Linked DNA regions of Homo sapiens: all the other regions are linked to region 5. Evidence: chromatin loops called from intact Hi-C (ENCODE). Cell type or tissue: endothelial cell of umbilical vein. All regions are shown on one strand.

Region 1 (5,000 bases), 1.3 Mb before region 5:
GAAGGTTTCAAGGGCACAGCAAATGCGTGGGGAACTCAAGGTGACTCCGGAAGGTTCCCTGAGTCATGTAGGTAGAACAGAGAGTCCAGAGGGTCCCAGGCAGCTGGGGCTCACAGGGCAGTGACTGGAGAAAGGGAAATCCTGAGGTCTGCAGGAGATCTTAAGCAGTGGGGAAAACTACCCTTAGATCAAACATTTTGTTGATCTTTTCCAGTAAAATTTAAAGCAAGATCTGAAAGTACCAATTTCCAAGTAACTTTACCACATCACAAAACAAAGCTCAAAACTGTTTTTAAGAATACAGAAATGTCCAGTTCTCACCAAAGAAAAAGTATTGACATTCAACATTAATAACGAATTACCGGGCACACAAAGAAACAGAAAAATAAATGAGGAGGGGACGAATCAACAAATCAAACTGACCCCAAAATGACACAGATAATAAAATTAATAGACAAGGACATTCAATGTATTATTATAACTGCATTCCATACATTCAAAAAGCTAGAAGTATTGAACACATTAAGTCTAGACATAAAATATCTCTTAACAATTGAAGTTCTAGAGGTGAAAACTATAATGTCTGAGATAATCAATACATTGATTAGGATTAATGGGAGATTAGATATTACAAAGAAAATATTTGTATGCATGTAAAGATTTGTACATCTGAAAACATAGCAATAGAAATTATCCAAGACCCTGAGATAAAAGTGATAAAGAAAAAAAAAAAAGAAAGAAAACCCCCATAACATCAATGAACTATGGGATTACTTCAAGTGGCCAAATATATATGCAATTGGAGACCCAAAGGAGGAGGAGACAGAAAATACATTTAAAGAAATAATGGCCTCCAACTTTCCAAGTATGATGAAGACTTTATTTTTTAATTTTAATTTAATTTTTTTTTGAGACAGAATCTTGCTCTGTCACCCAGGCTGGAGTGCGGTGGTGCAATCTCCACTCACTGCAACCTCCGTCTCCTGGGTTCAAGCTATTCTCCAGCTTCAGCCTCCCGAGTAGCTGGGACTACAGTTGTGAGCCACCATGCCCAGCTAATTTTTGCATTTTTAGTAGAGATGGAGTTTTGCCATGTTGGCCAGGTTGGTCTTCAACTCCTGAGCTCCAGTGATCCACCCGCCTCGGCCTCCCAAAATGCTAGAATTACAGGTGTGAGCCACTGCGCCTGGCCTGATGAAGACTTTAAATCCACACCACCCAATAAGCTCAATGAACCCCAAGCACAAGAAACCAAAGAAAACGATACCAACACATATTGTAATCAAATTTCTTAAACCTAGTGATAAAGAGAAAATCTTAAGCCCAAGAAAATACATATATATATATATATATATATATATATATATATATATATATATATATATACACTTACTCAAAATTTACAGGAAATTTCAGCTCATTCATGAACTTCAGGTTAAGAACTTTCTAATTTAGCTTAAGGAGGTGAAGGCATGAGAACAAGCTTGTGGTAAGGTGGAGGGAACAAGTCATACTGCACACCAGTGGTTAAAGTCTGGTCACTGCCATTGTAGAATTCCCTCTGCGCTGAGATCCCCAGAACCATATGTTTGTACTATTCTGGGATTGTTTGGGTCAAATTATAAATGAAGCCCCATTGTTGACAATTGCTGCTAATGTTTCTCTCTCTCTCTCTCTTTTTTTTTTTTTTTGAGACAGAGTCTCTTGCTGTGTTGCCCAGGCTGGAGTGTAGTGGTGTGATCTTGGCTCACTGCAACCTCCGCCTCCTGGGTTCAAGAGAGTCTCCTGCCTCAGTCTCCTGAGTAGCTGGGATTACAGGTGTCCTCCAACATGCTTGGCTAATTTTTTGTATTTTTAGTAGAGATGGGGTTTCACTATATTGGCCAGGCTGGTCTTGAATTCCTGACCTCAGGTGATATGCCCGACTCGACCTCTCAAAGTGCTGGGATTACAGGCATGAGCCACCATGCCTGGCCTGTTTTCCTCTTTTGAAAAAGGAATGGACCACTTTATAGAATACTTGGCAAATAAGCCTGTAGGAATCAAATATTTATTAGGATATAGCCATTTGGATTCTTGATATGATTGAGCAGACATACAATGAGTGCAAAATACAAAGATTCTTCTTTTTTTAAAATTTAATTGAATTTTTTATTTCAATAGTTTTTTTGGGGGTGCAGGTGGTTTTTGGTTACATGGATACGTTCTTTAGCGGTGATTTCTGAGATTTTGGTGCACCCATTACCTGAGCAGTGTGCACTGTACCTACTGTGCAGACCTTTGTCCCTCAGCCCCTCCACCCTTCCCCTTGAGTCCCTAAAGTCCATTATTTCATTCTTATGCCTTTGCATCCTCATAGCTTAGCTCCTACTTATAAATGAGAACATATGATGTTTGGTTTTCCATTCCTGAGTTACTTCACTTATAATAATTGTCTCTAGCTCCATCCAAGTTGCTGCAAAAGACATTATTTCATTCCTTTTTATGGCTGAGTAGTGTGCTATGGTGTATATAGACCACATTTTCTTTATGCACTCATTGGTTGATGGGCACTTAGGTTGGTTTCATATCTTTGCAGTTGTGAATTGTGCTGTTATAAGCATACATGTGCAAATGTCTTTTTCATAGAAGGACTTTTTTTCCCTTTGGGTACACACCCAGTAGTGGGATTGCTGGATTGAATGGTAGTTCTACTTTTGGTTCTTCAAGGAATCTCCACACTGTTTTCCACAGTGGTTGTACTAGTTTACATTCCCACCAGCAGCGTAAAAGTGTTGTCTTTTCACCACATCCCTGCCAACATCTATTATTTTTTGACTTTTAAATTATGATCATTCTTGCAGGAGTAAGGTGGTATGATTCTTCTTCTTATTTCACTCTGGGATTTGGTCATTTTATAGCCAGACCTGGTCAGCAGGCTCAACTTTCCTCTTGATAAATTCACCATCCTAGACACCACTCCTGTAATGTATTCTTAAAGGAAATACAAGTTTGGGACACTAGAGGTCTCCACCTCACCATATAACCAATGTTATCTCAGGAAAACCTTAAAAGCACAATTTCCATGGCAACATGAAATAGGTGTCTTGTCCTTAAGTGGGAGGAGGAGAGGGTCGAGGAGGAAAACAGGGGCAGTTAAAAGTGGGTAGTTTCTAGTTTCTGTTGGGTGGATGTCATCAGTTGTTATTTTGAAATACTGACTGAAATTTGAGTAGGCTTTGCTGGAGTTAGATTTTCCACTTGTTTTTCAGATTTGTGTCTTTGGTTGGACACCCAGAGCTTCTTAAAGCCTGCAGCACTGGAAAAAAACCAAACCAAAAACAAAAAACAATAACCTTGTGGTGATTATTACATGCACCTGCAGAGAAATTCTTTTCTTCTCTAGATTTTACTTAGATAATCCACATTCAAGTTCAATTTCGGTCAAACCCCAAATTCGAATTGACGTAACTGTTCTGATGTTCGGAATGCGTGCGATCTAAAACGATGCCAGCGTGATGCTCAGAATCTGTTGATCCATCCATGCTTGTCCTGGCATCTTCCCCGATGGTGGCTGCCTTAGACCCTGAGCTTCCAATGTTGCCTTAGCTGGACGATAGAGTGGCCACGTGAACATTCAGTCGAGAATCCAGGTGCACAGCCAGGTGAGAGTATCCAGCCAGGTGAGCAGCCAGGACATGCTGGGAGAAGGGAAACAGTGAGTTCTGTTGGAGTCCTTCCTGTCACTCCATGTCCCTTGGCTCTCTAGTGGCTGAAGTAACTTTAGATTTTTAATGTCATTCCTACATCTCCAGCTTCTCAACAGTGCTTGCTCCCAGCAAAAGTCCCTTCACTTCCACCACCTCCCAGAGGCATGCCTTCTTTCACCAACTCGCAGAGGCGCTATCTCCCAGACATGGGTCTCCTTCCCCCATCTCCCAGAGGCGCGCCTTCTTCCGTCATCTCCCAGATGCCCGTCTTCTTGTCTTATGAGCCTTCTCAGGCTCCTCCAAAACTTGTTTCTTCTGAAAGCGTATTTGACAGCAAGAGTTCTAACTGACTTTTTCCAAATAACAACATCCTTGATTTAAAATTCATTACGTGTTGCTGTTTGTATTTTAAAATATCACCTGTGAAGTCGCAGAACCTTTGGATGTATTAAAAAGAAAGGAAAAGATGCATCTCTAAAACCTCTGAGGCTTGGAAAAAAATTCTTAGATCACTAAACTTTCTTGACATTCTTCTCTTGCCAGTGGATGCTGATGAATGACAAAGAGCTGATAGGCAGGGCTTAGGACACTGGGAAGAATCCGTGCTCCTTCATGGCAGAGATCAGTCTGGGCCGGCTCTGACGTCCCCAGGAGGTGGAAAGCAAAGCAAAGTCTGGTTCCTTCTTTGTTTCCATCCTTTCCTCCCCTGCTTTCTCCCCCTCTCATGTGTTACTACAGAAAAGAGGAAGGAATACCTGCCCACCACTCCTTAAGAGACTTTCCCTATCCTCACCCGACCCCTGGCATTCAGCTCAGGAGCCCTCAGTGCTCCTTTCCACCCAAACTCCTGTGGCTAATTACAGGACCATAGAGTCAGAGGGAAGCCTGGCGACTGATCCATCATAACTGAAACCTCAGCTCAAAAACCCTCTAAATGTGTCTGATAAAGTTATATTTCCTGTGCTTTTTCAGTCCCAGCTCAAGGAACTGTCAACCTTCCAGGGAGAGAGCCTGTCTGTCTATTTATCAATCATCTGTCTACCTACCTACCTATCAATCTATCATCCATCTATCTACCTATGTATCATCTATCTATTCTGTCAATCATCTGTCTCCATATTATTTGTTTATCCATCTATTACTCATCCATCCATCTGTCCATTCATTTATCTCATCTCTATATCTATCTTATCTAATATCTATCTATCTATCTATCTATCTATCTATCTATCTATCTATCTATCTTGCTATCTATGTATCTATCATCTATCTACCTATCATCCATCTATCTCTATCTATGTATCATCTATT
Region 2 (5,000 bases), 1.6 Mb after region 5:
TTTCTGATGCCTGCCCATTCATTCTTCAAAGATACCCACTTCTTCACTCCACCAGTAAAAACAAAACAGCTCTAAAAGAATTGATCCATTGATTATTAATTGTTCCATTAGAACACTTGGAAATGTTGGCTGGCCCATTGAGAAAGGGAAAATACCCACACACTCTAGCAAGTCCTTGGTGGCAATAGGATTGCATCCTATTGTTAACGTATCTCTTCTTTCCCAAATTTCCATTTTATTTCTACAACCTGTTGTATTCTGATTTTGGGCTCCATCAGTCTAGAATAATTGCTTTCACCGAAGTCTTCAATGTCCTCCTATGAGGGCAAATTCAGTGATCTGATCCCCTGCAGTCTTCTCCTCTGTTTTCCTCTTACAATAATGATGCTCTTGGAAGAATGTCTTTCAGTTTTTCTATCTTAAAGTCCTCCTATGATCATGCCTTTTTTGGGCAGTCTACTTATGGTGACCGAATAGAGGAAGTTGGGGAGAAGGTTAAAGCTCCAGCTCTTTTAGCCATCTTGGCCTGTGGTAGGACAACTCCAAAGGACACTGCTCTTTCCAGAACGCTCCACTGAGTTACCCAAAGCTTGGTTGAGTCTGCATCTTAGTTCATCTTTTCTCTTTGCCCGACGCTGCTTCCTCTCCCTCCTTTTCACATGTGGTAATTACTAGTAAGTATTTGGTAGATTATTCCACTTAACAGGTAAGATTAAAGAAAAATAATAGAAAAACCACTAAACCCAGATTTAAACTTGGCCTATAGTGGTCTGCTGATACGGTTGGGCTCTGTGTCCCCACTCAAATCTCATCTCAAACTGTAATCCCCATGTGTTGAGGGAGAGACATGGTGGGAGGTAATTGGATCACGGGGGCCATTTCCCCATGCTGTTCTTATGATAGTGAATGAGTTCTCAGGACAGCTGATGGTTTTAAAGGGTGGCACTTCCTCTCTTTCTCTCTCTCTCTCCCTCCATCCTCCCTTTCCTGCTCTCCCTCCCTCCCTCCCTTCCTTCCTTTCTCACTCTGTCTCCTGCCACCATGTGAACAAGGTCCTTGCTTCCCCTTTGCCTTCCTCAGTGATTGGAAGTTTTCTTAGGCCTCCCTAGCTACGCTGAACTGTGAGTCAATTAAACCTTTTTTCTTCGTAAGTTACCCATTCTCAGGTAGTTCTTTACCACAGTGTGAAAATGGGCTAATAAATCTGCCTAGGTACCTACTCCTGTGTATCAATTCACCTCTGCAGATTCAGACTTGGCACATGCTCTAAATTTAATCTTATTCCCATAAGAGAGAATGTAAGGAAATGAAGTTATTCAGGTGGTTCAGCTTCTGATCACTACTACTACTTACCAGGGCTGCTTTGATCTTCACACCTGGTTCTAACAACTGCGTGCCTACTTTTCTTTCTGTAACAATGTTCTAATCTTTATAGAACAAAAGCAATATTTAAGTCACTGATTTTTTCTTATATAAGTAATCTGTGCATTAATGCATCTTGATACCCCAATACGTTTAATACTGTCACCTGGCATTTTTCACATTGCTAATCCTTGAAACAGAATTACTGTTGCAGTATCCCAGTATGGTAATTGGAGATATATTTGGTTGGTGCAAAAGTAATTGCAGTTTTTGCCCTTACTTTCAACGTTGGCAGCACTTTACTTTTGTACCAACCTAAACACAAACCTGGCACCTGGCATTTCTGTACCTGACTCTGGCTAATTCAATATTACTCGTTTTCCACTCTGCTCTTCCATTGCCCTGCTGTACTCAATCCCTGCTGGGCTGCCTAAGGCTATTCTCTACATGAGTCTAACTTCAAGTCCCCCTATGAAATGTAGCCAGATTTGCTTCCATAGAGGTGCATTCCTTAACAGACCTAGCCACTTACCCCCAAAATATGGCATAAGCTCTAAATATATTTTCCTCTTCTAATGCACCTTTTGTGCCACACTACAATTTAGCCAGCAAATTTCTTCGAAAAAAATTTTTTTTTTTGGTGGGGGGTGTTAGGTTTTGTTTTTTGTTTTGTTTTGTTTGCTTTCCTTTGCTTTGCCTTTAAAAGATATTTACATAGAGCAGCAGAGACCTCTACTGGCAATTCAGGTTAATTCCCTTAAATGCTCATATAATATAACTTGTTGACTTTACTTTCTTCTGTATTGGTTAGTAAGTGGCATTTAGTTTGATCAATGCCATAGTAAATGCAAGCCTGGATTTATGTAGTGTCTTAAGGAAAAAAGGGATTTTACTCTGAATGCCTAGTGCAGAAACAAATATTCACTTTAAAGAAAAAGAAAACTAATAAAAGAAAGCATACATAGTAGATAACTGACAGTTTATAGATAACACAGGCAAAGCCAATGTGCTTCTCCATATGGACAATTCAAGAATGAAAGATGATTCCAGCGTAACATGCCATCAAAGGGCAAGGTGGATTTACCCTGAATCCAACGAATGCTTACCCGACGTTCGGGTTTTTTGATGCAGCAAAATATGGACCATTGACAAAGATTATTATCAGTGAATTTGATGAGGTGCACAAAAGATAGTTACGCATAGTTAATATAGTTTCATGAGCGATACATAGTTTTGCCAATAGAACCACTTGACTTTCTAGTAGTCTGAGTTCATACTTCAGATATACCTACTGATATTTTGAAAAGAAAAAAATGGCCCTCAGATCCATAGAGATTTCTGGCTTTGATACAGATTTGGTGGTGGCAGGAGGAAGTCTCTCACAAGGAAAGAAGTGCTTCAAAAACTATAAGGAGAACAGAGAACCTCAAACATGTTGAGCAAAATATTTCAAGGTTCATATAGTGAGTTGGAAGTTGGTTAGTATGTTTCAAAAGAAGACATGCATGCGGCCAAGGATCATATGAAAAAAGCTCAACATCACTGACCATTAGAGAAATGCAAATCAAAACCACAAGGAGATACCATCTCACACCAGTCATAATGGCTACTATTAACAAGTCAAAAAAATACAGATTCTGGTGGGGTTGTGAAGAAAAAGGAATGTTTATACACCGTTGGTGAGAGTAAAAATGAGTTTAACCATTTTGGAAAACATTGTGGCGATTCCTCAAAGACCTAAAGAAATAAATATCATTTGACCCAGCAATCCCATTATTGGGTATACACCCAAAGGAATACAAATCGTCCTATTATTAGGACACACATACACATATATTAATTGCAGCACTATTCACAACACAGAATCAACATAAATGTCCATCAATGATAGACTGGATAAAGAAAATGTGGTATATATACACTATGGGATACTATGCAGCCATAAAAAAGAATGAGATCATGTCCTTTGAAGAGACATGGATGCAGCTGAGGCCTTCATCCTTAGCAACTCACACAGGAAGAGAAAACCAAATACCACATGTTTTCATGTATACCTGGGAGCTAAATGATAAGAACGTATGGACACACAGAGGGGAATGTCACACACTGGGGCCTCTCAGAGGGTGGAGGTGGGAGGAGGGAGGGAGAGGATCAGGAAAAATAACGAATGGGTTCTAGGCTTAATACCTGGGTGATGAAATAATCTGTACAGCAAACCCCCATGACACAAGTTTACCTGTGTAACAAATCTGCACATGTACCCCTGAACTTAAAATACAAGTTTAAAAAAAAGAAAGTTGGTGAGTGTGTCTTTTAAAATTTTTGAGGAAAGAATATGTGTTTTATATGGTCAATGATCTCTATGATGTGATACTCCATGTACTGCTCCGTACTGAGCCTTGAGCAGTCCCAGACTGCCTTCTACTTTCCATACCTCAATTCTGCCTGATAACTTTTTCAAAGGCATACATATGGGTATCTGGGATTAGAAAACATTGGTTTCTGAACCTTAATCTACTGCTAATACATTTTTCTCCTTGGTCTATCTGCATATAAATTACTTAAAATTTTGAACCCTATTTTGTCATTATCTAACTAGTGACACACGCTAACTAGTGGCAAAATAACATTCTGAGTAGAAACTCCATCACCTTACATGACTGATGTTTATTATATAATGTGACCTGATCATAATGACGTGTGATAGGAAAAACACTTATTTTTTAGGTACAGTCACTGCCATCATAGACATTGCCATTAGTATGCTTCTAAGAAGCATTGTTAATCAAGTGGCAACATAAGATATTGGAAAAATTATGGGCTTGGGTATCTATCCTAGCTCCACGTCTTACTTGCTGCATGGCTTAATTACTGAATTTTAGTATCCTCCTCTGTAGAGTAAGAAACATGGATGTTAAAGACACAAGCTACATGAAGCATAGAAATTGAAGGAGTACTTTATTCATGGCTATAAAATTAATATTAAACAGACTATTTTCAAATTTTATGGATTTAGTATTAGAGGGATTGGCATAAATGTCACTGGTGATTTGGCCGAGATATTAAAGTATTTATTTATCTAATCAATAGTTATTATTGCAAATAGAAACAAAGTAGTTATCTTTCACTGCTGCCCAAGGCAAGAAGTTAAGTTACTCCTATAGTGTAATTTAAATTTGTAAATTACATTGACTGCTACAATAAGTTCCCCAAATCATGGGACACTTACAAAAAGAAAAGGATAAATGGATAAAAAGCTACGATACTCGAGAATAAATATCAGTGTAACTTTTTTGAGAGGTCTGCCTTTCAGAAATTGCAAAAAAATTCTAATGATACTCATCTGTTTCAAAGAGAAATGACATGAAAAATCTCATAAAATGTTTCACAGATATATTACGTATTAATATCAGTTCTCATTTCCACGTAAGTATAATTTTGAAAGTACTCTTACACAAGATATCATATTCTAGTCACATAACATGTCTGTGAGTTTGGCAAAGCAAAATGATTATCCACATAGCACAGTAAAACTGCTGACTGGAGCTGGGGCTTATTTGCTCCTATTCCAATCCCTTTCCAATGTACCACAATGTCTTCTTCAACAGATAAACATCCATGTATTGCTAACAAATAGG
Region 3 (5,000 bases), 770 kb before region 5:
ATGAACATGGCTTGGATCACCAACAAACCACACCAGCCATGTGATCCAATTTGGTACATATCGTCCCTCGGAGTGAAATGCTGCTATGTTGACAGTGTTTAACCCTAATTTCACTGCAAAGGAGAATTTGTGCTGTTTAAAGGCAAATTTCTTTCTTTAATCAGGGGACAAACCTTAAGGCCAATACAGTGGCAATGCCAAGGCCAAAGCAGGAGGTTCCTAAAAAATATGGAAGACTGAAGGAGGGCTCAGTGAGAGGCAGAGTTCGCTGGGGACACGGCACTAGACCCTGCTTCTTTTGCTATCTGCCTCTGGGGACCCTGAAAAGTAGTGTTTTAGTGTTTCCCAATACCTTTTGAGATGGATTCATTTGTTACCCATTCGGTGAACATTACTGAGCATCTATTGGTTTTATAAAATAATTGGGAACAGGATGAACTTACATTCTAGTGTGTGTGTTGGGGGCAGAGATACAAACAGATAAAAGCAGAAACCATTTCAGAATGTGCAAAGGGCTAGGAAGGAAATAAACATCAATGACAATGACAGGGACAAGGTCAGGGAGGGATTCTCTGTGGAATAATAGCAAAACTGAGGCCTGAACGACTAGACGTCAGACATGAAAGGAGGTAGTACAAGACCGTTCTAAGTAGAGGGAATAGACGGGCAGGAAGGAGCTAAGCCAATGTGGATGAAGTGTAGGGGATGTAAACCTGAAACGTCTGGGACAGGTCTCAAACAATTTAGAAAGTGTATTTTGCCAAGATTAAGGGCACGGCCATGACACAGCCTCAGGAGGGCCTGACGACACGTCCCCAAGGTGGTTGAGCACAGCTTGGGTATAAACGGAGAAAATCAAAAGCTCTGTTTGGAATGTGTTAAATTTAAGTCACTCAGTCAATATCTACACAGTAGACAGTTGAATATGCAAATCTGGAGCATTGAGGTAAGTTTAGGGTCAGAAATGTAAGTCTGGGACTCAACATGTGGAAGGCATTTAAAGCCATGAGAAGGGATGAGTGCACCTAACGGGAAGGTGCAGGTAGAGAAGAGAAGGTGGCCAGACTGGAGCCTGTTACCCCGTGACATTTATGTCACGTACCTGAGGAAGACGCAGCAAAGAGAACCGAGAGGACCCTTGATGAAGTAGGAGGAAAACCAGCAGGGGGTGCTGTTGGGGAAGGCGGGCACAACTGTATTGTGTGCTACTGAAATGCTGAGTGTGATTGGGGTTGTAGGCAAGGAGGTCATTGCAAAATATTTATTTTAAGCAAATTGTAAAGTAGCTCAATTGTTAGCTCTATGTAACAAATGCTTGCTGAATAAAGGGAGGAGTAGAAGGATGGAGGGATGAATACAGGCAAGGCCATGAGAAGACAAAATTTCCCAGTCCAGCTCTTGGTTCTCTGATGGGCTAACTGCTTGGCCTTGGACTCACTTAGCACATGAGTTTCTTATCTCTGAAAATGCTTTAACACAGCATATTAGCTCGGTTCTCCAGAGAACAGAGCCTACAGGATGTGTGTTAATATACGAAGAGATTTAATTATAAGGAATCGGCTCACATGATTATAAAGTCTGGGAAGTCCCAAGATCACTAGGCAGAGCGGGCAGGTTGGAGACACAGGAGAGCTGAGGGTTTAGTTCCAGCCCAAAGGCCAGCAGGCTTGAGACTCAGGAAGGGCCAGTGTTTCAGTTTGAGTCTGAAGGGAAGAAAAAAACCCATATCCCAGTCGGAAGGCTATCAAGCAGGAGGAACTCCTTTAATAGGAGAAAGGTAAACCTTTTTGTTCTATTCAGGCCTTCAGTGGACTAGATGAGGCCCACCCATATTAGGAAGGCAATTGGCTTTACTCTGTCTGTTGATTTAAATCCCAAAACAGACACACCTAGAATAATGTTTGACCAGCTATCTGGGCAACCCATGGCCCAGTTAAGTTGACACATCAGTTAGCCATTACACACAGGCTGGAGGGCTCCTTGTCCAGGATATCTTAAAATACGTTCTTGGGGTTAAAGTGTGGGCTTGTTTGCTTTATAGAGTCCCCAACACTTAATAGAGTTTGTGATTCTAGGATTTACAGGATATAAGCAAGTGAAATAAATACTTTTTAAGAACTAATTCAGGCTGGGCACAGTGGCTCATGCCTGTAATCCCAGCACTTTGGGAGGCCAAGGCAGGCAGATCACTTGAGGCCAGGAGTTTGAGAGCAGCCTGGCCAACATGGTGGAACCCTGTCACTACTAAAAATACAAAAATTATCTGGACACGGACGTGCGCCTGTAATCCCAGCTACTCGGGAGACTGAGGCACGAGAATCGCTTGAACCCAGGAGGCAGACGTTGCAGTGAGCCGAGATCATGCTACTGCACTCCAGCCTGGGTGACAGAGTAAGTCTCTGTCTGAATTAAAAAAAAAAAAGAAAAAAAAAGAACTAATTTAAAAATCATATATTCTTTGTTGCAATATTATCATGGAATATACTTACAGACAGACAGGTCCTATGCTGGGAAGTACAAGGTGGTGTTTAAATGTTCTCATTTGAAAAGTCAGGATGGTTAGAGCCCCAGGAGTCTAACTGATATGCAGGGGTGTGATTTTTTGGGGGGGTTTCTCCTTTTCCCACCATGGATCTGTTGAAGTGGATCATCTTATTTCACCCGAAGGATCGTTGGAAAGAGCTGGGTCGCAGGCTTAGAGGATGGCTCTTGAGCTGTTTGTCCCCTGACTTCCATACGCTCCCCTTCTGTGCCCCGTATTCTCCCTATGTGTCTCGACTCGGAGACATCGCACCTGCGCAGATGCTGACAGACGCCCATAGATGGCAGCAGCCCTCTGAAGCAACAGCGGAGGTAACGTGGGCGTTCGCCTTAGGAGCCGGGGCAGGGTGCAGAGCTAGGGTAGTGGGTGAATGTTCACACAAGCTGTGCACTTTCCTTTCCAAAGCAAAAAAGCGACTCTGTCCTGCCACACGTTAGAATATTTGTTATTTTAAATAGAGCTAATACTCAAGATGGGAGGGAACAAAGGCAGCAACTCCCAGCCTCTTAAACTTCGGGTTTACATACCTTCAAAAACAAGTTGTACTCTTTGTCTGCGATTGTTGCTTCTAACATATGTTGGGCTCTTATCGTTTCCCAGCAGATGCAGGCACAAGGACGAAACTTGCTCACTCTCCCTATAATCAGTTAAGAACAGATGTCCAAATAGATATATCTCCCCCTAAACCTTAAGTAAAGATAATGTATGCAGAGTAAACAGAAAAGTGGGCACATTAGCCCAAATACAGATGGCTTCGCCGGATAGAGGTGTGTTGCAGAAGTCATTAAACATTAAGGTTCAATAGCGTCACATCAAAATACGGTATTTTACAAGAAAAATAGCTGATACCAGTGCTATTGGGCTTGTCTTTCCACATTCAATGTTGCTGTCTCTGAATGCCTCTGCAGGCAGCAAGAACTAATGGGACGTCTTGGAAAACTCAGCCTGTTCTATGGGGATACCCGGCAACTGTCCAGGCCGTTTGTTGAAGCATTCTGCTGACTGCAGCAAGCCAGAAAATTAGAGCAAGTGTTTTTCACCTAAAGCTAGGTTCCAGAAAAAAAAACAAAAAAACAAAGAGGCCGGGCACAGTGGCTCAGGCCTGTAACCCCAGCACTTTGGGAGGCTGAGGCGGGCGGATCACGAGGTCAGTAGATTGAGACCATTCTGGCTAACATGGTGAAACCCAGTCTCTACTAAAAATACAAAAAATTAGCCGGGTGTGGTGGCACGCGACTGTAGTCCTACCTACTGGGGAGGCTGAGGCAGGAGAATCGCTTGAACCCGGGAGGCGGAAGTTGCAGTGAGCCGAGATCGCGCCACTGCACTCCCGCCTGAGCAACAGAGGGAGACTCTGTCTCAGAAAACAAAACAAAACGAAAAAACCTTTGCAGGGGATCTTGGGTCAAAGATCAGCAGTCTTCTAAATGCCTCCGCCCTGTAATATGCATGGTCGGCCTCCCAATTCTGAGTTAAAAAATAATTTTGTTTGTTTGTTTGTTTGTTTTTTAAAAAAACAACCTAAGTTAGGCTGCCATGCACCATTCTCTAAACTCTTTGTGTATTTCTCCTAAATATTTTTTATTTATTTTTGAATAGCTAATTCACACACATAGTTTAAAAAATTAAAAATGTATTTAAAGGAATACAGTGAAAAGGCTCTTACAAATGCCTGCTACTCATCTACACGTTACCATTGTCATGAATTTTTTATGTATCCTTTCAGAGTAGGAAGGCATACAAATAAAAGTAAATAAACAACCGTATTTTTTTTTCCTTTTTAACACAAAAAAGAGAAACTCTGTTCACACTATTCCACCTCTTGCTTTTTAAAATAACACTATAGGTTGGAGAGCTTTCCGTATCAACCTATAGAAAGCTCTCTTATTCTGGTTTACAGCTGTGTGATAGCCCATTACTTGGGTAAATCATATACCGTATTTTATGAACTAGTTCTTTATTACTAGATACTTAGATTATTTCCTGTCTGCAATTACAGACAGTGCTGTAACTAATAATCTCAAAATATATCTTTTCAATATGTGCCCGGACATCTATGTGATAAATGGCCAGAAGTGTAACTGTTGGGTCTAGGAGCAGATGATGGTCATTTTAATGCTTTTCATCTGAATCTTGCACATGTTGTGTTGAGTTTATTCCTATGTATTTTATCTCTGGGTTGCTGTTGTAAATGGGTTCTTTGCTTCCATTATATCTTCTAACGGGCTACTGTTAATATATATGAAAGCTATTGATTTCTGTGTAATAATTTTATACCTTATTCCTTTAGTATATTCTCTTATAGTTTTTAAAATTGATCAATGAGTTGACTTCAGTTTTCCAAATATTTAGTTTTATTGTCATCTGCAGATAGTAATGGTTTTACATTTTCTGTTCCACTTTTAAATCTCAATTTTTTCAACAAATTTTATATATAATTCTACAGTGAAATATTAAA
Region 4 (5,000 bases), 430 kb before region 5:
CATGATATAAAATTGTGAAAGATGAGGCACAGGGGAGAACAAGTTCTCATTAATTAATACAACAAAATTAAAATGTACTTGGTGAGGATTTTCATGTAAAAACAAAAAAGGCAGTGAAATCATCCTTATGCAGAAACCAAATTCTTTTTTCATTGAGGTAGGGTCTCTGCCACCCGGGCTGAAGTGCAATGATGCAATCAAGGCTTGCTGCAACCTCCGCCTCCCAGGCTCCAGCAATACTTCCACCTCAGCCTCCCGGGTAGCTGGGACGACAGGTGTGCACCACCATACCTGGCTAATTTTTTGTATTTTTTGTAGAGATGGGGTTTTGCCATGTTGCTCAGGCTGGTCTCAAACTCCTGGGTTCAAGCAATCCAACCGCCTCAGCATCCCAAAGTGCTGGGATTACAGGCGTGAGCCACCGTGCCTGGCTCCAGGAACCACATTCTTAACCTGAGTTCCACAATCAAAAGCTGCAGGAAATTCTCCCTCTGCAGCAGCAATCTCAGTGTCAACCTTCGGTCCTTTGCTTCTTCCTTTCGGCTTATTTGGATATAAAATAAAATAGACAAAAAACAGATATAGGATTCACCCTGCCCAGTTTTTTTAAGCAACAAAATCTTTTAGTGTATTGTACTTACACAAAAATACTGCACAGTATATAATTTTTTCAGTTCCAACATGCCAGTTTTTTGGTCCAAAGGGAACTCAAATATTGCATGTGCTTCTTTTCAAGGCCTCCATTAATCTGCATAATTTCTAAGACTAGGCTTCAGTGAAGTCAATGGAAGGTTTTAGTTAGTATTACATTCAAATTAATATATAATGAGCTACGCTTTAATTCCTCTATTCGTATCAGCATGCCAGGTCCCGCTGAAAAAACCATCCAGAACCATTTATGATATCATTCTTCTTTTGTTTTACCAATGACCTAGTGCTCAGATGTTCATTAGAAAATTACTCCCGTAATACTAGTTTCATTGAAAAACAGATATTAGGAGGCCAGCATTTATTAAATCAATAGTATTATGACATTTCAATTTGATCACACTGATTTCAATTTAGCCAGTGAAGTATTTGTAACAAAAATGTAATTTTAAAATCTATTGCTGAACACTAATAAGCATTTCTATTTTTTACTTACAGAGGTAAAGAGCGATTTTGTCTAGTAGCTGTGCATTCAATCAAGTTAAAAAATAGTAATGAGAAATTTAGGACCGTAGTATCATAGATCACAACCTGAACCACACAATTTACAACAGGCAGGATGTGGTGGACGCTGAGGGGGCCCCTAAATGCATTAACTCAACTGCTGTCATGGAAACATGACGCCAGCATGCTTCACAGAAAGAAGCAAGAGCTGGGAAGGCGCAAAACTTCTCCACCCAGCAGTCTGAGCTTCTGTTTTGCCCTTCCCAGACACCAACGTGGAGGCCAGTAAACACAGAGAGCTTGCAAACCCCTCTACGTGCTCTGCCACAAGTGGGAAGCCTCCCCACTGGAAAGTGCCCACTGCCAAGCAGCCTGGACTGGATCTAATAACAGCTTCAGTCTCCAGAGCCTTCCTCACACCCCAGCTGCCCTCGGCTCCCTCCATCAACCACTTCCAGGTGAGAAACAGGGATGGTCAGCCTCAACACTATTGGCCTTTGGGGGCCAGAATCTTTGTTGGGGGGCTGTTCTGCCACTGTAGGATGTTGCAACTGCATCTCTGGGGTCTATCCACTAGATGCTGACTGCATCCCCCACCTGGGACAACTGAAATGTCTCCTGGCTTTGCCACATGTCCACTGAAGGGCACATGCCCCTGGCCCCTGAGTTGAGGACCACTGATTCAGATTCGGTTAAGAGAGAAGTCAGGTATCGCTGATGAGACACCTGACCTTGTGGTCTCCTCCCCCTACACTTCTGATGAGCTTCCTCAGCATCAGTGGATTCTCTCTGCCTCTGTCTCCAGCATTAACTCACTCTAGTACCCACCCTTCAGCCCCTTGGTGTGATCAGCAGTGCCAACCAACCCTGTTAATTTTGACTCACTCTGATGCTGTCTCAGCAAGAACTGGAAATTCACACTTACATTTGTGCCAGTCTACACTGCAGACCCGGTGCTGCCAGTCTACACTGCAGACCTGGTGCTGCTGTTACCCTCCCACTGCCTCCACTTTGAATGTCTAGTGTATAAGATTCAAAGATGCTGTTATGAATGACAGCAATAACCATAAACAATGGTGACCACAATATGGTGGTACAAGAGGTGCTTTGCATGCACAGGACAATAACAATAACTCAAGTACTCCTTAACCCACTGCCTACTACCACTATGGCAGCAATGGGTTCTCTGTTTGCAAGGAGTAAGCAATCATTTCCAACCTACAGACAAGCAGACCAGTCACCTGAAATGGTACTGGTCCCCAAGGAAGCCTTTATCTATTAAAGGGCCTTCTCACACAAAGACCAGACAGAAAACCCTACTCGACCTGGTATAAACCATAAGGAAATCCATTATCTCACACAGCAAAGGGGTCCAGAGAAAAGGCAAGTGAATAGAAAAGCCTGGTGAACAGAGCCATGAGCAATGTCAGAAATGGCCTCGGTTCTTTTCATCCTCCTCCTTCCACACCCTAAATATGACAGCTTTCCCCAGTCCAGCTCCTCCCTTGTGGGCTCAAGATGGCTGCAGAAACTCCAGGCCTCTCAGGCAGAGCAAGGCCCCCTCTTCCCTATGCTGCTTCTTCAAAGCAAGGAAACCTATTCCAGAAACTACCAGCAGATGTCCTCATTTATTACTGACCCAAATTGGTCACAAATCTCTCCCTAAGCCAATCACTGACAAGAAAAATGGGGCCACTCTTCCGGCTTACACCACTGGTTCTAATTCTACACAGGCGGCATCTACCACATTCCCCAGTGCAGACAGTTATTTGGCAAGGGGCAGGGGCAGTTGTCACTTAGTACAATAAAAAAATCATCCTGGCCAAAATCCCAGGAGAGCCCTCGTCAAAAGCAACTGAGTAATAAGGAGTTGAGCAACATACTCCAGTTCAAATACCATACTGAATAGGCAACACTGAATACTCTCAGAATTCATTTTCTGGTTCTTTGTTATAATAATACTGAGTTTGCGCAGTCTTTAAATACCCCAGTTTAACAAAGAAACATTAAAAAAAAAAAAGTGTGGCCTTGGGTTTGAGGTACGTCTGTGCATCCTGGCTCACCCATGGTCTCTCTGTATGAGGTATGACTAGAAATTAACTTCTCTGAGCCTGGCAATTCCTGAACTTAACCAGTAAGACTCCTGTGCCTCTCGAGTCAGGTTACTGTGGGGATGTGAGATAGTATATGCACAGTACCCAGCACAAGGTCTGCAGCCCGTGGGTGCGAATCACTAGAAACGCTCACCAATTCACTGCAACACTTTCCAATGAAGAATGGTTTTTGAGTTCCTATGATTCATCTATGGCTTCAATTATGTTTTTCCTTCGTACCTTTTTATGCTATCCCGAAAGGTCTGAAAGGTTAATGCATATTCCAAAAACGTCCTCAAGGTGAGTGGCTTATCACACAGAAAGCCAGGGTTTGTAACACTCTGGCCATGCCTTGGCTCCCTGTCCCATTGTTTATAGACCTGCAGTCTCTCAGAATCTTCGGATGCTCAGCAATGACTGAGGATCAGGGAGTGCATGAATCAGTACAGACTCACAGGCGAAATGACCAAATGTTCTGATCCCTTTGCCGGGTGGGGGTTACGTATGCAGGCATGTCTGGATGGATTTACTTTTAGGAGAATCCAGATGCCGGCAGGGAAAAGAATAAATCCTGTTGTGATCTAGAGACTTTGCAGGTCACCACAAGTGCAAGATCTTGTTAAATATTAAGGAGCTTTAAAGCAGGTTTCCACTCTCCTAAACTGAGCCTTTCCTTTCATCAAGTTGTTAAGTGCAGGACATCATATATTCATGTAAAGGTTTATCTGACATGTTCGTGCTGGCCTTTCTGGTTATAAATGGCACTGGCGACAAAACTGGAGGCAGATTTTATCTTATCCTTGACTTTATGTCATTGAGACAGGCAGATTCAAAGTAGGGTGGCTGGCGGAAGGACGGAAGAGAGAAAGCTCAGGAATGAACAGTCCCCACACCTTTTATTGACACCCAGCAAAGTAGGCCAGCCTCCTCAGTGTGCCCTCCCTGGGGGCAGGGGTGACAGCGCTGAAGGGCAAGGCCCGGTGGCATGGCCACACCACTGGGCTCCCCTTATTACATGGGGTCCTCATTTTCCATTAGCTCTCAAACCTCTGAAGTCCTAAAGTTAAAAGAGAGAAGCTCAAACTTCTCTTTACATCAGGTTTCTCCCTGGAGCAAGTGTCTGTTCATGAAAGGCACTACGGGGCTTAAACGGGTGGCCTAACTTGCAAAAGGATTGGTGGTTTTTTAATGTTTTTTGGAGGGGGGATGGGGGAGCCACCTCCAAACAATTTTACCGTGGCTTAAATCCACAATAAGATCTTCTGTAGATAAAAGAATTATAATCTTTTCTTAATTATTTTTATTAATAGAGAATGGAATAGAAAATGGCCCAAAAAATAAAAAATCAGGCACAATGATCACTTTGAAATGTGTCTAGTTTTATAAACAAGAGATGTATCCCCTTTGCACACCTCCAAATCCCATACACCAATTACGCTAAGTTCATGCTAATATGATCTCACCCTCCCTGCAAGTTCCCCGGGAACTGGCAAGAGCCAGAATTATCCGCGGTAAGCAGAAGCCATTTGGGAGTGAGAACTCCCGGAGCAGATAACTGAAAGTTGACTAAATTCTTAAATTCTTAACGTTTAGGATTAAAAGCAAGTTGCTATCTAACGGACTGCAGACAGCGGAGCTCAGGCCCCAGTGATCAAGCAGCTGCGATGGCGAACTCTGTATAGATCTGGATTTTGCGATTTTTATAGTTACATTTATTGTTTGACCAATGTTGCCCTCTTTAGTGTGTCTCTTATA
Region 5 (5,000 bases):
AACCTAGGTACCCATCAGTGGTGGATTGGATAAAGAAAATGTGGTACATACACCCCATGGAATACTACACAGCCATAAAAAAGAAAGAAATCATGTTCTTTGCAGCAACGTGGATAGAGCTGGAGGCCATTATCCTAAGCAAACTAACACAGGAACAGAAAACCAAATATCACATGTTCTCACTTATAAGTGGGAGCTAAACATTGAGGACACAATAGACATGGGGGACTACTAGAGGCAGGAGGGAAGGAGGGGAACTAGGACCCAAAACTACCTATGCTCAGTACCTTGGTGATGGGATCACTCAAACACCAAACGTCAGCATCACACAATATATCCAGGTAACAAACCTGCACATGTACCCACTGAAGCTAAAATAAAAGTTGAAATTAAAAAATAAAACAATGCATCTCTGTCCCTAATAATGCATATGCCAATTCTGTCTAAATGGAGCCATACAATTTAAATTCCTAATAAAGTCCATTAAATCTTCCTGCCCTTCTCTAGCTCCCCTCTGTTCCTCAGTTTATGCTCCCTCACTCTTAAAACTCCCCCCTGGCCAGGCATGGAGGCTCACACCTGTAATCCCAGCACTTTGGGAGGCCAAGGCGGGTGGATCACCTGAGGTCAGGAGTTCGAGACCACCCTGGCCAACATGGTGAAACCCCAACTCTACTAAAAATATAAAAATTAGCTGGGCATGGTGGCACACACCTGTAATCCCAGCTACTCAGGAGGCTCAGGCGGAGGTTGCAGTGAGCCGAGATCCCTCCACCACACTCCAGCCTGGGTGACAGAGCGAGACTCCATCTAAAACAAAACAAAACAAAACAAAAAACTTCCCTCCCATCCAATCTTGGCTTCTTGCTGCTTTTCAGCCATCTCTTTTGCTTTGTGCACTGCCAAAGTCTAAAACTAAAGCTTTTAACAAAAAGCTATCACAATGACCTCCTAACTAGTTTCTCTTCTGATTTTTCTCCTCTCTAATCTTTTTACGATATCACTAGGATTGTCTTCTTGCTCTTAAAAACAAATCAAAAACCACTTGAAATAGGTAATATTAAGGAAATATGATTCATTATGTAAGCTGTAATAATGGTGTTGTGGTTACATAAAAAGATATTCTCAGTTGAGGCTACATCTTGAGTGTTTATAAGTGCAATGATTCAATATCTGGAATTTACTTTAACATACTTCAGGAAAAGCTGGGCACCCAGGCTCACACATATAGACCCAGGTCCTAGAGAGGTGGAGGCAGGAGGACTGCTTGAGGCCAGGAGTTGGAGACCAGCCTGGACAACATAGCAAGACCCTGTCTCAACAGCAACAAAAATTTAGCCAGGTGTGGTGATGTGCACCTGTAGTCCCAGCTACTCAGGAGGCTGAGGCAGGAGGATCACTGGAGCCCAGGAATTTGAGGCTGCAGTGAGCTATGATCATGCCACTACACTCCAGTCTAGGTGACACAGCAAGATCCCGTCTCTAAAACAATTAATGATTAAAAATTTTAAAAATTAAAAATAATCCAGGAAATAAAAAGTAGGAGGAATAAATGAAAAAAAAAGTTTTCAAATGTTTAAGATGATTGAAGTGGTCATTATGGAGACATACTTTCAGTCATATCTTCCCATGAGTCTCCACACTTCAGTCATTCCAGCCTTCTGCAGACCTTACGAAAGTGCCCACATGGCCCGGCCTGGGAGCCTTTGCTCATACTGCTCCCATTGAAAACGCTTCCTGGCACCTCCACTCACTGAACCCTGCCCATTTTTGCAAGCTCTACTCAAACACTATTTCCTCCTTTCCAGATTGTCACAGTCATTTGTATCAGTACCATCACCCTTTGCATTTCTGCATGGTTAGTTAACTGTGTGATCCTTCTGCCCTATGAAATTCCTAGATCCTGTAAGACAGGAGCCACGCCTTAGCCGCTCTCATAGTCCTTTGATCTGTCCACAGTGATCAATGTCCTGTCTAGCACATAATAGGTACTTGACACATTTTTGTTCCATTGAACCCTACAGTGAATGAGTTCCTTTGTAAAGTGAAGAGCCACGTCATAACAAACAATTATAATGATGACTGACACTTGTATAGCTCTTAACTGTGTTCAAGGCTATATTTGAAATGCTTTACAAAGACTGACTCTTTACAATAACCCTATGAGATAGGTATGATTATTCCCGTTTTACGGACAAGGAAACTGATGCCCAGAGAGATGCAGCAATGTGCCCAAGGTCATAGCTAATAAATAATACAAACTCAGTCTGTCTGGCCTCAAAGACTGTACTCTTAACCACAGTGTACACTGTCTCACCTGCCGTACAGTGTAACAACGTGCACTGCCTGCAGAAATATTCGGTACATACCGATTGGTTGATTGGCTGCTTAGTTTCCTGTAATAAGTATCTACATCTTCTGTTTTGTAAGTGCCGTTTCTGAATAACACCTTATAAATGAATTACCCTTAAATATTCATTCTGTGTGCACATTTTGTATCAGAATCAATCTATAATAACAGTTACACGACTATGTTTTTGGAAAGGAAAAACTACTTCATTGCCTCTAGTGATATTGGGTGTGTATTTATTTAATACCACTGCAATAAAGCCCCCGTATTGTATTATTATTCTAGTACGACGTAGTCCTTTACATCCGCCGACTGCATATTTCATCAGCCCGCAGCGTGAGGCGCTGTTTTACCTTCAAGTTCCTGGTCCCTGGCTTAGCTCAAGTCACTTCCATCAGCTGGAAACAGGCGAGCACCTCACGCCATCTAGCGGAGACACACTTTGAAGACCGCTTCAAGGGATTTGCTTAATTATGGGAGTCTCATAGGGGCACCATCCAACAGCCACATGAAAGTAACAACAGACACTGAGTAAAACCAGAATGTTTCCCCCAATAAGTGGCTGCTCTAAAATTATTTTCCCAAACTCTCCCAGGTTGCTGCCCCTTGTTCCTGAGTCCACACAGCAGCTTCCTACGGAAAACACCCTCTGTGATTCTAGAAGAGCGCACTCTCCTCATCCATTGACCACAAAGACTTACTTTCTACACGATGTGAGGAAGGAAAACACCCTCTGTGATTCTAGAAGAGCGCACTCTCCTCATCCATTGACCACAAAGACTTACTTTCTACACGATGTGAGGAAGGGGCTCCCGGCAGAGTCAGGGTCACTGCCTGGTGCCTCCGGAGAGGCTGCAAGTTGTCATGGAAAGCACAAATGTCTGTGGGATCTAACAAAACTGAAGAGCTTCTGCACAGCAAAAGAAACTATCATCAGAGTGAACAGACAGCCTGCAGAATGGGAGAAAAATTTTGCAATCTATCCATCTGACAAATATCTAACATTCAACAACTACAAGGTACTTAAACAAATTTACAAGAAAAAAAACTCCATTAAAAAGTGGGCAAAGGACATGAACAGACACTTCTTAAAAAAAGACATACATGCGGTCAACAAACATATGAAAAAAGCTCAACATCACTGACGATTAGATAAATGCAAATCAAAACCACAATGAGATATCATCTCACACCAGTCAGAATGGCAATTATTAAAAAGTCAAAAAAACGGCAGGGCACAGTGGCTCACACCTTTAATCCTAGCATTTTGGGAGGCTTAGGCAGGAGGATCATTTGAGGTCAGGAGTTCGAGACCAGCCTGAGCAACATAGTGAAACCCACTCTCTACTAAAAATACAAAAATTAGTCGGGCCTGGTGGCACATGCCTGTAATCCCAGCTACTTGGGAGTCTGAGGCTGAGGCACTCCCAACTGGGTGACAGAGTTAGACTCTGTCTCAAAAAGAAAAAAAGAAAAAAACTCAAAAAAACGACAGATGCTGTTGAGGTTGTGGAGAAAAAGGAAAGCTTTTACACTGCTGGTGGGAGTGTAAATTAGTTCAACCACTGTAGAAGACAGTGTGACGATTCCTCAAAGACCTGGAGGCAGAAATACCATTTGACCCAGCAGTCCCATTACTTGGTATATACCCAAAGGAATATAAATAATTCTATTATAAAGAAACATGCACGTGTATGTTCATTGCAGCACTATTCACAATAGCAAAGACATGGAATCAACCTAAATACCCATCAATGATAGGCTAGATAAAGAAAGTATGGTACATATACACCATGGAATACTATGCAGCCATAAAAAGGAACAAAATCATGTCCTTTGCAGGGATGTGGATGGAACTGGAGGCCATTGTCCTCAGCAAACTAACGCAGGAACGGAAAACCAAATGCTGCATGTTCTCACTCATAAGTAGGAGCTGAATGATGAGAACACATGGACACATGGCCGGGAGAACAACACACACACGGGTCTGTTGGAGGGTGGGGGATGGGAGGAGGGAGCACATCAGGAAGAATAGCTAATGGATGCTGGGCTTAATACCTAGGTGATGGGATGATCTGTATAGTAAACCACTATGGCACATGTTTACTTACGTAACAAACCTGCACATCCTGCACATGTACCCCTGAACTTAAAATAAAAGTTGAAAAAAAAGAAAGTATAAATATGTGATGCATAGTGACCCTTCCTCAGCTAAAGCCACTCACCTTTGTTATCTATGCAAATGCTATTTGAATGTGCTAATCTGAGCTTGGCAGCAAGTTCAAGGGCCTCCCCAAGATTCTTGCAATTTCTGGGGCTTATTCTAATGGTCACTTTGACTTTCTTTCATGTTCAACTCCCAACCTCAGCACTCTCCTTCAGTGGCTGCTGTTATCCTATACCAAGATCTGGTTTCCTTCTACTTCCAGGCACAGGGAAGATTGCAATCCCCCACCCTCTTGAAATTAAGCATGGCCATGCGCCTTGTGGTGGCCAATGAACTACAAATGAAAACGCCATGCAACACTTCCAGGTAGAAGCATTCAACCCATGTGCTCCTCCATGTTTCCCTGCTCCCTGCCACATGCCTTGCCTCTTTCAGCCTGGGCCACTGGAGTGAGGGCCACACAGAGCAGAGCCCTTGGCCCAA

What was found. Hi-C counts contacts between places; a loop is a spot of excess contacts. Peaks named below come from ENCODE experiments on the same cell type or tissue, not always from the same donor. Only the 100,000 strongest peaks of a DNase experiment are listed, where the experiment ranks them.
Region 1: a loop joins it to region 5, with 5 times the contacts of the local background. A loop is called at or near these places in 4 of 110 quality-filtered maps.
Region 2: it touches region 5 in a loop (22-fold over the local background); 20 of 110 quality-filtered maps call a loop at or near these places.
Region 3: a loop joins it to region 5, with 7 times the contacts of the local background. A loop is called at or near these places in 9 of 110 quality-filtered maps.
Region 4: it touches region 5 in a loop (8-fold over the local background); 8 of 110 quality-filtered maps call a loop at or near these places.

Annotation. Positions count from the first base shown.
Region 1 is chr10:6,414,071-6,419,070 of GRCh38, forward strand. It overlaps a transcript of PRKCQ not described here. Among named protein-coding and RNA genes, the nearest start is that of LINC02656, 66 kb to the left of the region's middle. In endothelial cell of umbilical vein, a CTCF peak has its summit at 3,014 (motif pointing right); a DNase peak (open chromatin) is centred at 3,001; H3K27me3 peaks cover 371 bases.
Region 2 is chr10:9,303,151-9,308,150 of GRCh38, forward strand. No RefSeq gene overlaps it. Among named protein-coding and RNA genes, the nearest start is that of LINC00709, 30 kb to the left of the region's middle. In endothelial cell of umbilical vein, a CTCF peak has its summit at 2,105 (motif pointing left); no DNase peak of the experiment used is centred here.
Region 3 is chr10:6,917,360-6,922,359 of GRCh38, forward strand. The region is part of intron 3 of LOC105376387 (a long non-coding RNA gene); the gene reads right to left. Among named protein-coding and RNA genes, the nearest start is that of LINC00707, 140 kb to the left of the region's middle. In endothelial cell of umbilical vein, CTCF peaks have their summits at 1,177 (motif pointing right) and 2,828; a DNase peak (open chromatin) is centred at 2,842.
Region 4 is chr10:7,257,800-7,262,799 of GRCh38, forward strand. All of the region lies in intron 7 of SFMBT2 (Scm like with four mbt domains 2), which reads right to left. Among named protein-coding and RNA genes, the nearest start is that of SNORD129, 74 kb to the left of the region's middle. RefSeq lists an enhancer at 1-207. In endothelial cell of umbilical vein, CTCF peaks have their summits at 2,742 and 2,944; a DNase peak (open chromatin) is centred at 2,772.
Region 5 is chr10:7,684,707-7,689,706 of GRCh38, forward strand. No RefSeq gene overlaps it. Among named protein-coding and RNA genes, the nearest start is that of ITIH2, 16 kb to the right of the region's middle. RefSeq lists an enhancer at 2,540-2,834 and a silencer at 2,740-2,789. In endothelial cell of umbilical vein, a CTCF peak has its summit at 2,730 (motif pointing left); a DNase peak (open chromatin) is centred at 2,765; H3K27me3 peaks cover 140 bases.